2 separate regions of the Homo sapiens genome follow, and region 1 is linked to region 2. Evidence: chromatin contacts called from ENCODE Hi-C or POLR2A ChIA-PET data. All regions are on one chromosome and are shown on one strand. The core of a region is the stretch at or near the end of the contact, and the rest is flanking DNA. Distances in the headings are between cores, read along the strand shown.

Evidence for each region. A loop is a pair of places that touch in the nucleus more often than their neighbours do. ChIA-PET counts read pairs that join two places held with the same protein, here RNA polymerase II (POLR2A). Pooled maps may share reads with other maps.
Region 1: a loop to region 2 is called in a map of naive thymus-derived CD4-positive, alpha-beta T cell, with 4 times the contacts of the local background. The contact joins the promoter of BTN2A2 here to the enhancer-like site in region 2. A Hi-C loop is called at or near these places in 4 of 168 maps with a recorded cell type or tissue (CD4-positive, alpha-beta T cell, HepG2 and naive thymus-derived CD4-positive, alpha-beta T cell), 12 of 37 single-sample maps with no recorded cell type and 13 of 50 pooled maps. POLR2A ChIA-PET finds 5 or more read pairs at or near these places in 13 of 52 experiments (B cell, H1, HEK293 and 9 more).

Annotation. Positions count from the first base shown.
Region 1 is chr6:26,380,332-26,387,520 of GRCh38, forward strand. BTN2A2 (butyrophilin subfamily 2 member A2) reads left to right here and starts at 2,777. Exons shown (of 8, transcript NM_006995.5): 1 at 2,777-2,850; 2 at 3,461-3,584; 3 at 4,684-5,031. The coding sequence starts at 3,491. RefSeq lists a silencer at 2,626-2,715.
Region 2 is chr6:26,337,736-26,344,182 of GRCh38, forward strand. It overlaps LOC124901288 (a long non-coding RNA gene), which reads left to right. Exons shown (of 2, transcript XR_007059522.1): 2 at 1,959-2,550. Among named protein-coding and RNA genes, the nearest start is that of TRW-CCA3-2, 9.4 kb to the left of the region's middle. RefSeq lists an enhancer at 4,775-4,914. Within about 2 kb of position 4,721, at least 2 of the 41 ENCODE cell types and tissues checked have a DNase peak (open chromatin) inside an H3K27ac peak, as active enhancers do; they include OCI-LY7, where a contact is called at or near this core.

The DNA.
Region 1 (7,189 bases), core at 1,527-4,026, 41 kb after region 2:
AAAGTAGAAATGGATTTTCTGTGTGCCAAGATGCCTGTGGATCCCCTCGGAGTACTCCATAGCTGGAGATGACACACCCATATTACTTTCAAAGATTGGAGTTTATTGCACAGCAACAGTGAATCATTGCTCACTCCGGGTCCCGGTTCTTCCAGGATTGGCAGGTACACCATGTCCATAAAGAATCTTTCTGAAGTGACCCTTCCTGTCTCTTTTTCCATCCCAGGACACAGTATGATTGGGTTAGATCATTACTATCTAACCTGGCACACCCCAGTAGAACCTGGTTTCTTGCTAAGCTACCCCATGGCCAAATGATCCTCTTCCTTCTCAGAACACACATGTTTCCCTCCTGCTCAGATGAACTTTGGCAGAGGTTGAGGCCTGGCTTAGCTGGATGCTTCTTGCACAAGCTGCTTCAAAGCCCTGGGTCTTATTTCTTCAAATAAAAATATAAAGTCAGGTCTCATCCTGGGTGGCCATGCTCTTAGACACTTGCATCCTTCTCTTCTGTCCTTTCCCAACAGCTGCCCAGTCCTGGTTGGAATATTCTAATACTGACATAATTACCCTCATTAGCCACTCAACCCAGGATCCAATTTTAATTATAATCCAGAAATATCAGGTGATGAGTGAGGCTTCTGTATGAGAATGGGACAGTTCAAGTGTCAATTCAATAGTAAAAACACTTCTTAGGCCTTTCTTTATCTTATTCTCATCAAAGAGCTTTCTCTGCAGAAGGGACCTACTGGTTCATCCTTCCTGGTCCTTGATCTTCTGATCTAGAGTGGCTTAATAGTGCTGCCACCTCTCTCTCGAACTCTGGTGCCGAATGATTCCAGGAACTGGGCCATCCTGTGGTGGGAATGACCTTACCCTGAGCATGTCACTCATGCATTGAACAACAGCTGAGAGCAGAGCTTAGAGTTGGGCCTTGTAAGGAGAGAAGAATCACATCCTGCAGAAGTCTGTCCTGAGGAACAGGTACTCCAGTCACAGCAAAGACACAGTTGATACCTGGATAACAATAATAGAAGACAGGACATGGGAACAGCAAAAGATATGGGTGTTAGAAGAGGCCGAGAGCACTTCAGGCAGGAGCATTCAGAGTTGTTCTTGGAGGAAGTAGGCACGAAGGCTGGGCAGGATTTCAAGGGGCAAAGATGGAGCAAGCAATTCAAGTGAAAGGCATGGCATGGGAAAGGGAGCGCTGGCCACAGGGAGTGCAACGTTGTGATGCAAGGCCACTGTGGAGCCATTGCTAGTGTATTAACTGCAAAGTTTTGAATTGAATCAGAAGGGAATTGGAGGCCTCTAGACTAAGCATTTATTTGTGTATATTTTATTATTTATTTATTTATTTTGAGGCAGGGTCTCACTTTGTCACCCAGGCTGGAGTGCAGTGGCATGATCTCAGCTCACCCTAACCTCCACCTCCCAGGTTCAAGCCATTCTCCTGCCTCAGCCTCCTGAGTAGCTGGGATTACAGGCATGTGCCACCACACCCAGCTAATTTTTTTTTTTTTTTTTTTTTTGGTAGAGACGGGGTTTCATCATGTTGGCCATGCTGGTCTTGAACTCCTGACTTCAAGTGATCTGCCTGCCTCCTCCTCCCAAAGTGTTGGGATTACAGGTGTGAGCCACTGCACCAGTTCCAGACTAAGTATTTAGACATTTGAGGGGATTATTGACAACTGGGCCTTGGGAAGATTATTCTGGAAGATATCTATACAATGACAAGATTGGATTCTGTGGGGGAGGGATTATGTTCATGGGGAGGAGGTTATGTGTGCTGGTGTGTGTGTGTGGTCCTTGGACTTAACCCCACCACCTACTGGCAGAAGGTCAAGGTCAACTGAAAGTCTTTGCTCACTTCCATCTTCTGCCTCCACCAGAATACCACCTCCCCGTGGGAAAGGGTTTTTAATCCTCACTCAGTATTCTCAGCACGTCTTATCCAATAGCTTTGGAGTGAACAACAAGACCTTCATAACAGCCACTGCAACTGCTGTCACCTTTCCTTTGCTACCCCTCCCACTCCAGCCATGCCTGCTTCCCCCAAGGCCTCCCGCGCACCAGGCCCAACCTTCAAAGCCAGCAACATGAACAAGAGTCCTCTGGCTTTGGAAAGACGGCGGCTTATGTTTTCCTCCTCATGTTTCCTCCCCAGCAAAATCACTCTACATAGAGAGCCCTCTCCTCGTCTACACCAGCAAAGCCACTGACACCTTGGGGATCTCAAGGCTTTGTAAAAGAACGGAAGGAAAGAAAGAAAGAGAGAGAGAGAGAAGGAAAGAAAGAAAGAAAGAAAGAAAGAAAGAAAGAAAGAAAGAAAGAAAGAAAGAAAGAAAGAAAGAGAAAGAAAGAAAGGAAGGAGAAGAGAAGGAAGAGAAAGAGAGAAAGGAAGAGAGAGGAAGGAAGGAAGGAAGAAAAAAGAAAGAAAGCGAGAAAGAAAGAAAGAATAAAGTGAGAGAGAGACATATGAAAGAAAGAAAGAAAGAAAAAGAGAATGAGAAAGGAAAGAAGGAAGCAAGGAAGGAAGGAAGAAAGGAAGGAAGAAAGGAAAATAAAGGAAAAAAGTCTTGCTTCCAAAGACAGAAAAAGGAAATAGAAATACCTAATAATCCCAAAAGGTTATTTGCTGCTTGAGATTTTTGGGGGGTTTTTGTGTGTGTATTCTACCTAGTAACAGCTGAGAAATAAGGCTCGAGACACCATTGGTTGGTTCAGCCTCACTCGGCCAATCCTGGGCTCTAAACTGCTCAGTGGAAATCTTGGGACTTTTTGGACACCCAGAGAACAGGTCCCAGATACCGAGTCCGCAACTCCAAACATCGCGATTAATAGGAGGTGAACACAGCTTTTCTCTTCTCTTTGGGATGCTTTGTTGTCTGGTGGTGACTGTGCCCATGGGTGAGTTGTATCGGAAAATCGTCATGTGAGGATCAGAGGGGAAAAGAAAACAGAGGTTAGTTCTAGAAGGTAGGAAAGGGAGAGGAGGCGCTACAGCTCCGGGGTGGGGGCGGTAGCTGGGGGCGGTAGGTGCGGGGAGCGGGATCTGCTCTGGAGAGGAGAGGGGGACCTGGGAGACAGGAAGCCTACTGGTGGGGAGGCGCAGCCTCGCCTGGCTTTACCTCGAGTGTCCCGACCTGGGTCTCGGGGAGGGGGAAGTGGAGGGACGAGGGTGTGAAAGAATCCAGGGACAACTGAAGAAACCGGACTGTGGCCCGAGAAGTGGGAAGAGGAAGGAGGAAAACGGCCCCCTTGATCTCTGCATTGATGGCTTACTTATGGAATGTTTACGGAATCCCTCTTTCGGAGATACCTGAGCCTTGAGATGCAAGCGACTCCCAGAAGTTGGGGCACCGATGAGACCTACTTGAGTGACAGGAGAGGTTGGGCCCGACCAGCACTGAGGTGCCAAGACTCCTAGGCTGATTCTCCTCCTCTGTAACCCTAGGCCTCTGGTCTCTGCCTGCCCTGGGTGCTCATGGAACCAGCTGCTGCTCTGCACTTCTCCCTGCCAGCCTCCCTCCTCCTCCTCCTGCTCCTCCTCCTTCTCAGCCTGTGTGCACTGGTCTCAGGTAGGGATGTGTGTCACTTGCTGCTGTCACCTCTCAGAAAGGAACATCAACCCTGTAGTCTGCAAAGGGAAAGAAGGAAGAACTGTGGGGTTGTTGACTTATCCTTTCATTCTGAACATGTTCACTGAATTTATACCAGCACTGTCCAAAAGAAACACAGTGAAGCACAAAGGTCAAGTGCATATACAAGTGCAAATCTTCAAAAAGATTTTTTTAACTTTTTATTTATTTGTTTATTTATTTAAGAGAGAGTATATTGCTCTGTTGCCAGGCCGGAATGAAGCAGATGGAGAATGAGATCATAACTCACTGTAACCTGAAACTCCTGGGCTCAAGGGATCCTCCCATCTCAGCCTCCCAAGTAGCTGAGAGTACAAGCAAGGGCCACCACACTCGACTAAGTTTTATTTTTTGTAGAGACAGGGTCTCACTATTTTGCCCAGGCTGGTCTCAAACTCCTAGCTGTTAAGGATCCTCCCACTTTGGCCTCCCAAATATCTGCAATTACAGGCGCAAGACCCTGTGCCTATTCTACTTTTTATTTTAAAAGGTAAAAACATACTTGAAATAAATTTTAATAATGTATTTTGTTTCATATAAATAATCACATATCAATATTTAAATGCTTAGTTAATAGAACTATTACCAATGAGATATTTGACATTTTGAAATTTTAAATCTTTATAATCTGTGTGTGTTTTACACTTAGAGTTCATTTTTATTGGAACTGTTAAATAGCTAGTGGATAGATACCCTAATGGACAGTTCAAGTTTACACTACACTCAGGCACAGTGCTAGATTGCAAAATGGAGGAAAATCTCAGGGGCACAGGGTGCCCAGGGCGGGCTCCCCAATGTTTCCTTCGTGAAGCAGGAGCAGCCTCAATAGTTACTGCTCCCAGGGGTTGGTGCTGCCGACCAGCCACAGCTACTGGTCCCCAGAAGGGTTCTCAGCCCAAGAACCCCTGTAGCCTTGGAATATCTGCTTCCTTTCATCCCTGGAGTTTTTTTTGTTTGTTTGTTTTTGTTTTTTGTTTTTTGTTTTGCCTTAGAGTTGTGATAACTGGCATCCTTGTCTGATTCTGCCCTTGTTGAACAGCCCAGTTTACTGTCGTGGGGCCAGCTAATCCCATCCTGGCCATGGTGGGAGAAAACACTACATTACGCTGCCATCTGTCACCCGAGAAAAATGCTGAGGACATGGAGGTGCGGTGGTTCCGGTCTCAGTTCTCCCCCGCAGTGTTTGTGTATAAGGGTGGGAGAGAGAGAACAGAGGAGCAGATGGAGGAGTACCGGGGAAGAATCACCTTTGTGAGCAAAGACATCAACAGGGGCAGCGTGGCCCTGGTCATACATAACGTCACAGCCCAGGAGAATGGGATCTACCGCTGTTACTTCCAAGAAGGCAGGTCCTACGATGAGGCCATCCTACGCCTCGTGGTGGCAGGTGCATCACTTCATTTTGCTTTATTACTTTTGCACAGTGTGACTTTTGGGGAAAGTTTCTCCCTTAACCTCAGGCCCATTGCAGACCAACGGATTTCTATCTGGCGTCCCCTTTCCACAGAGAAAGTGGCTTCCTCTTGCACAAAGGCCACATGAGTGGGTTTGCCCTGCTAAGCTATAGGTTTCACTTCTTTTTTTTTTTTTTTCAAGACAGAGTCTTGCTATGTTGCCCAGGCTGGAGTGCAGTGGTGCGATCTTGGCTCACTGCAACCTCTGCCTCCTGGGTTCAAGCTATTCTCCTGCCTCAGCCTCCTGAGTAGCTGAGATTACAGGCATACACCACCATGCCCGGCTAATTTTTGCATTTTTTTAGTAGAGACGGGGTTTCACCATGTTGGCAGGCTGGTCTCAAACTCCTGACCTTGTGATCCACCTGCCTCAGTCTCCCAAAGTGCTAGGATTACAGGCGTGCGCCACCACGCCCAGCCTGGGCTTCACTTCTTCAGAAGCACACGCATTCCTCAGCTGAGGCCATGAGCAGGGGAAAATAGTTAATCCCGGAAAAGAAAGTCTTATGCCTGCCTTGGCACTGAACTGTGCACGTCTGAGAGTGAAAGGAGACACTGTCAAAAATTGTCCCGGGGCAATCAGAATCAATAAGAACTGCCCAGAGAACTATGACATGAAATCTTATTTTTCGATAAATATTAATCTTGACATTTTCTTCTTTCCTGAAATACTGATTGCAGAGAGAGTGACTTTTATATAAATAGATGATTTTTATTAAAGCACAACTAAATACAGAAACAAAGTTATCTATAATTCCTGCTAACTCCACAGAGAAAGACTAAGAATTTAGCTGGGAAGAAATTGGCAAGGCTTCAGCATAGAAATGCACTTAAACTGGGATTTCTAATAGTTTGTTAAAAGTGACACTAAGTGATTACCTCAGTGTTGCAGTTAGTGTATTTTGCTTTAAAAGGTATATTTCAGGACTGAAAAAAGCCTTTAAGTTGCAGAATAATTCGTGGTGACATTTCAGTCCATCAGACCAGTGGAGGCAAGGACTAGGAAATTGGGTTCTTCCCAGGGGGCCCCAAATCATAACAGGTAGGAGACCCTATCTTTGCTACTCACAAAGGCAACCTTACATCTGATTAAAACAGAATATCGTGGATGGAGGGCTTCTTGACCCATTGTCATGACTGTGTTCACAGCAGCACTGCAATGTTGCCCAGTAATGAATGGTTGTATGTGGCAGGGACCCACTACTCTTTCTCTGTAAAACCAACCCTGTCCTGGCCTTCCCTAGTCTGAATTGGGTTGCTGTAGGACTTTTTGTTTGCTTGCTTATTGTACTCTGTTTGTTGGATTGGTTGGTGGCTGATTTTTCCCTTAAATCTATTGTGTCATGCTTACCCGTATTGAACCCATGGAATGTTTTGTAGGACTTTGTTTTCCAATTTGCTGAGGTATTTTAATTTCTTTTCTAATTCAGGATTTCTGTGTGAGCCTTCAAATGCACAACTAGCTTTTTTCTCCTGACAAAAATTAAACAGAGCAGAAAGCACTAGGCTTAAGTGATTGCTTTAATTTTCTTTCTTTAACATAATTTGTTGGGAGACTTTACAAAGGAATTATTCAGGAGAAGTTTGGATGATCACGCATGGCTGAAGGGTCTCCCAGGACCATGCTTTTGCAGCTCTCTCACTCTGGGTATTCTCTTTCATTGAAGGTTCTAGTAAAGATAGAATATATTTAGGATGAGCCTGAATTATTAGGATTTTTGGTGATGATCTCTGACATTGAGGAGGCAATATGGTTATCTTAAGGATCCCAGGGGCATCCAGATATTTCTAATACATTGATGTTCTTAAAGGACTGTAAGAAAATTCTCTATTGGATGGAACCTCTGGGAGGTAAACAACTGTGAATTAGAATAAGAATTGGCTTTGCCAGCTAGTTCTGTCTATTCTCCTAAAAACCATCACCTCCTATGGAGGTAGATAGCCATGGTGATGTGAGGCCCTGAACTAGACAGAAGTGTCAGTGACTTTGGTTCAAAAAGTTTCTTAAGATTTAGCCAAGGCTGAGCATAGTGGCCCATGCCTGTAATCCCAGCACTTTGGGAGGTCAAGACAGGTGAATTGCCTTAGCTC
Region 2 (6,447 bases), core at 3,471-5,970:
ATTGCTTCTAATATGCAGTTTCTAATCATAAGAACTCCAATATAACATAGGGTTATATTTAATATGTATTTATAGAAGTGCCTAAGTTTTATAGCATAAAAATCACAGGGAACAACAAATTACAAATATTCAATTTTAAAAAGTTTTCTTTTCTTTTCTTTTTTTAGACTGAGTCTTGCTTTGTTGCCCAGGCTGGAGTGCAGTGGCACAATCTCTGCTCACTGCAGCCTCCGCCTCCTGGGTTCAAGCAATTCTCCTGCCTCAGCCTACTGAGTAGCTGGGATTACAGGCGCACACCACCTCGCCCAGATAATTTTTGTATTTTTAGTAAAGATGGGGTTTCACCATGTTGGCCAGGCTGGTCTTAAACTCCTGACCTAGTGATCCACCCACCTCAGCCTCCCAAAGTGCTGGGATTACAGGTGTGAGCCACCATGCCCAACCAAAATGTTTTCTTTTCTAAGACATAATTATCAAGTATATAAAACATTCCATATCCCAGATACAAAAACAGTAGTAATTCACTTATGAAAGAGTGGCATTTTGATAGTAGGACAGTTTGATGGTTTGATAATAGGATTTTTGTTGGTTTGTATTCAATATAAAGCACTTTAACAAAAAAGCCAGGCCATGATAAGTTAAAGGTCAATTCTTTCACTAGATTTCCTTGCTTTGAGCAAAAAACGTTTAAAAACTTTTTTTTGTAGATTTGAAAAACCAGGCCACAGGAAACATCTCAAATGTCCAACAGTCCTTAGGGTAGATCAAGGGTCAGGAAACATGCCTGCAGGCCAAATGTGGCCTGCTACCTGTTTTTGTATTGCCTACAGCTGTTTTTACATTTTTAGATTGCTGAATATAAATTAAAAGCAGAATAATCATCTGTGCCACATCAACATTATATGAAATTCCAATTTCATTGTCCATAAATAAGGTTTTATCGGGACACAGCCATGTCCATTCATCTATGGCTGCACTACAAGAGCAGTTATGAAAGACACAGGAGGACCTGCAAAGCCAAAAATGTAGCAGAAAATATACAGAAAAAAAGAGTTCAGGCCCCTGCACCACAGAAAGGTGTTTTCTTGCAGACAGAGGCAGCTGTTCCCCTCAGCATCAGACGCATCTCCAGAATTTCTTTCTTATGGGGTTAGCACAGGTATCGGTAAGCAGAAAGATTCAGAAACTTCCAACACATACTGTTGCCCAAGGCCACAGCCTGTGGGAGACTTGAACTTGGGGTGGCCCCTAGTTCCAGCTGACTCCTCTGCTTGTCAGCTTCACTCCCTCTGCTCAGGTTCCCAGCTGTGACTGGAGGCCCAGCTGGAGCTCTGTGCTTGGGCTCCACAGTCCCCATTGTATCCTTATAATAGTATGATACATTCCTTTTTTGTTTTCCTTAATTAAGTTTGAGTTGCATTGTTAGAAACCAAGTGTTAGGATATGAAAGCTCAACTCTTGTGTATGTGTATGTGTATGTTACTTTAGAAAAAACATTCTTTCCATTTTGCAGGGAGGGTAGGCCACCATGTTCTTAATCAGCAGGAAAGTAAACAGGCTCTTTTGTGGTTCTAGATGAGTGATCCATCCATCCATTCATTTATTCATTCAACAAATATTTATTGTTGGCCTAATGTGTGTGAAGCACTTTTCTAGACCCAGGGGATACTACAGTTAACAAACCAATTAAAACAAATTCCTCTGTTCGATGTTACTCTGCCTGGATATGATCCTAGGGACAATCGTAGCCATCTTGTGAGCATGAAGGGAGCTAAGCTGATGCATTGCATTAACCTTGCAAAATGTAAAGATGGAAAAAACCTGGGTCCTTAATGAGGATATATTGGAATTGTCCTCTGTGTTGGTCAGGATTAAAATGCAAACACTCAAACACACTTTAGATTGTTTAAACAGGAAAACATTTTTTACAAGAAATGTTGTAACATTTCTATGTTGAGCATTCAGATTGACTTCCAGTGCCACACTGCAGAATTGAACCACCGAGGGATCTGCTGACTCTTCTAAAATCACTACAGTGTCACTACCACAGCACTACAGCATCACTGCCACAACCAAGAAAACCACCACCATCAGAAAGCTCCTGCCTGCTGCCAGCTCCAGAACCATGCAGCACCTGCATCAACACCAGTAAAACAGATGACTTATGGCCTGCCTCTCAAGTCTTAAAAATCCATTATGGGTCACTGGAGACTCTGCTAACAACACTATACAGGAGAACCAAACAACAGTTAAAACTGCAGAAATGTAGCCTCATTTCTAGCCTCCAAATTCCATGTGACTACATCTAATTTGCTAGATATAGTTTGTTTAAGCTACATTTTTTTTTCCAAATCATGACTGCCTGAGAACCTGAGAGATGTAGTGTTTTGTTTTCCTGCCTCTACAGTACAGAAAAGATCACTAGGAGGAGAGAGAATGACTGTGGCATGCCACCTTACTAGAGCCTCTCCATGTCCTACCTGAGAACTTCTTGTTAATTGAGAAAACTCTTCTTTATTGTTTAAGCCAATAAATCAATCTGACACTCCAGGGTGTGGAATCAGTTCATGCCAGAATTTAGGCCTTCTAAGCCCAACCCTGTTCTCCCACACCTACCACCCCTCACTAACTTTGGTTTTCACACCTCTCCCTTCTCTCATGTGTGGTAGTCACAATATTCAACTAAAGAGCTCAGAGATGAGACTTTCCAGAGAAGAGGGTATCACAGCCAAGTTAAATCTATAGAGGTCTTTCTTAACAGATAACTGAAACAGAATTTCTGAGATCTGGTGAACTCAGCAAGAAACATAGGACTGACTTAGTTTCTTTCTCCATGGGTGAAGATAGGAAGACAAGTTTCTCAGAGAGTGAAGAGGGATGCTTTAAGAAAGAAACTAAGACCTTCTCCGTCTGCTGAACTATCCTTGACAATACCCTTATTTTGGGTTCCTTCTTAGTTACTCTTCCAAAGAAAATGACTTCCCCATTTCCATCCCCAAGTAACTAAAATGTCTACATTTCCTATAGAAACAATGGCATATTTCAGCAACTACCATATGCTGATCACTGTTTAGGAATGCAAAAAATATATCATTCTTGTAGAAGATGTTTATTTTCAGTCTTTAAATGAAATCTCTCTTAATAGCAGGCTCAATTCAAAATCATCTTCTAGTTTTTAAAAATTCGTAGATACGTGGACTTTTGGAACATGTTTTCTAAAAGGACCCCAACCACCTTTTTATGGATTCAGTTTTGTGTCCCCCAAAATTCATATGTTGAAATCCTAATCCTAGTACCTCAGAATGTAACCTTATTTGGATATAGCTTTGGGAGGACCTGAGGCAGAGCTGTAGGGTGTAGGGGAAGCTGTGGATGCTTCCTGGTTCCTCTGGGTGTGAATGTGGCTGACGGGTTCAGAGGCTGAGGATACCTCGCCAGGATGCTGAGGAAAGAAGCCAGGATTTTAGTGGTTCTGCACTCAGAAACCAGGGCACAAGAACGCAGAGGCAGATGCCCTAGTGGACAGACGACCAGGGAGGGCCAGCGGTTCTTCTCCATGCGTGGACACAGGAGCGGTCTTCTCTTCATGTCCAAACTGAGATACCATCTGAGGAAAAGGAGAGGCCCAAAATTAATTAATAAAGCCCTGAATTGACTAGGACGAAGACCATTATTGACTCAGGAGTAGCCTGGTTTGACTAAGATGAAGGATATGCCATTAAGCGGGAAGGGGCAGAGGATGGAAATAAAGCTCAGTTTGCATTCATATAAACGTACAGGCGCGCACCATCATGCCCGGCTAATTTTTGTGTTTTTATTGGTCAGGCTGATCTCGAACTCCTGAGCTCGCGATCAGCCCGCCTCGGCCTCCCAAAGTGTTGGGATTACAGGCGTGAGCCACCACGCCTGGCAACGCCTCTAGGAGCAAAACGTGCATTTCAGCTTTTGAGGTTCCCTGCTGTGCACAGCCCTCAGCTTGCCATCTATAGGCCGCTCCATTGACAGGGGTTGAGAGGGTGAGACTTTCTCAGGCCCACGGCACAGGCAGTGATGCATATCCGCCATGAGGGGGCGGCGAAGCCTAGAGAAAGAGAGAGACACCTGAGACGAGTTCGAAGAGGCGGGAGGAGGGAAAAAGCTGGGGCGGGAGGAAAGGGGACGGGCAGGGAGGGATGGAGAGGAAGAGAGAGAAGGAGGGATGGAGAGGAAGAGAGAGAAGGAGGGAGGGAGAGGAAGAGATGATAGAGTGAGGGAACGAGGAGGAGACGAGGAGGACTTGTGGGAGGAAAGAGAGAGCAGAGAAAAGGTGAGGAGTGGGAGGAGGGAGAGGAGAGAGGGAGGAACGGGAAGGAGGAGAAGAGTGGAGTACGAGGGAAAGAAGGAGGAATGAGAGGTGAAAGGAGCAGGGGAGGAGGGAAAGCAAGTTACTGAAGGGGAAAAACAGTTCTCTGGACAGCAGTTAGCGACAGTTGTAGAGTACTTTACATTTTACAGTGTGTCACAGATACTGGCTCATGTTTCCCTCACAGTAACAACCCAATTAAGCGGTAAGCAGTAATTGCTGTCCACGTATTATTTTCAACCTGAAATGTTATTTTTAACAAAACATACTTTATATATGACAAAATAAAGAGAAACATTGGGGCAAGTGTACAGACTAATGAACATTTACTACGTTTTAGTTTAGTGGTTTTTTGTTTTGTTTTGGTTTGGTTTTGACACAGAGTTTCACTCCTGTCACCCAGGCTGAAGTGCAATGGTGCTGTCTTGGCTCACTGTAACCTCTGCCTCCCCAGTTCAAGCGATTCTCGTGCCTCAGCCTCCTAAGTAGCTGGGATTGCAAGCATGCGTCACCATGCCTGGCTAATTTTTTATATTTTTAGTAAAGACAGGGTTTCACCATGTTGGCCAAGTTGGTCTTGAACTCCTGGCCTCAAGTGATCCAGCCACCTCGGTCCCTCAAAGTGCTGGGATTACAGGCATGAGCCACCAAGCCCGGCCTTGTTTTTTGAGACAGAGTCTCAAAAACCAAGGCTCTGTTGCCCAGGCTGGAATGCGGTGACACAATCACAGCTCACTGCAGCTCCAACCTCCCGGGCTCAAGTGGTTCCTCCCACCTCAGCCTCTATAGTAGCTGGGACTACAGGCATGAGCCACCATGTGTGAGCTACATTTCATGGTCTCTTTAAATCCATTTCTATGTTAATTCTCAGATCTCTGAATAGCATGTCACCAAAAAGCATGCTGTCTGAGCATGTCAGAGCTCAGACACAGAGGCAAAGGGACAGAGCAGCACACAAAACTTAACAGAAGTGCGTTCTCAAGGAGTCGGCTTGCTAATGGTACAGAGAGAAAATAAGTAACACGTAATGTCAGATGATGACTTAAATGTTATGGAGAAAAATTAAGCATAGGCATGGAAGTAGGATAAAGAGGGGCAGGGGACAGGGAAGTGGTTAGGGAGGGTTTTAAGCAGCCTTCTCATCTGTCAAATGGGGACAATAGCCCCTACCTGCAGGCAACACACCCTCTTTCCACCAATCATCCTTGGACTCCTCTCAGGGAGTCAGCCGGGACAGTACCCAGGGTAAGTCATCTTACCTCTCCCCTCCAGCAGGTCTCCAATAGGGAAGGAGGGATGGTTACTGTACATGTGCCCTTCACAATTTCAGATCCTTATAACTGGAAGGCTCATTCTAAATGACTAGAAAGAGATCCTGAGGGGGTCTTATTTCCAGCCCCTCCAAACAAATTTCAGATCAGAATACCATGCTAGTCTTCAACTTCTTAGCAGAAAGGGAAGTTATAAGGTCTCCCAGGGAAAAGCACAGATTTATCAGCAGCAGGTTACCTATTTGGGGTCCCTCCTAGAAGGAGAACAACGTTTGTTCCAAGACAGATGGGAGGTAATATGCCAACTATAAGCACCAGGGACCCAGAAGCAACTCTGAGAGTTCCTGGGAATGGCCTGGTTCTGCCACCTCTGGATTCCTAATTTTGGCCTCATTGCCCACCCCTCATATAAACAATCAAAAGGAAAGGACATGGGCCCTTTTAAATGGATGGTAGAATGCAACCAAGCAGTCCAAGTGGTTAAGACCCAGCTTATGAGAGCCCCAGCATCAGCCCTATCAGCTGTAAGCAAACCCTTCCATCCTTATATCCATGAGAAGAGAAGGAATATCCCTAGGGGTATTAAACACTAGCCTCTCTGCCTCGAGTCTACTTTTCTAAGCAACTGGACCTGGTTGCTAAAGGCAAGCCATCTTGCCTCTGGTCAGTGGCAGCTACAGCCCTCCTCCTGAAGGAGACAGAGAAGCTAACCTTTGGACAGCCCTTAACCATCTGGACTCCTCACCATACCCAAACTCTCATAAAAGAAAGGGAGGCAGAATGGCAATCCCCGGGCAGGACCCTCTAGTTACAGGTAATGCTTATTGATAACTC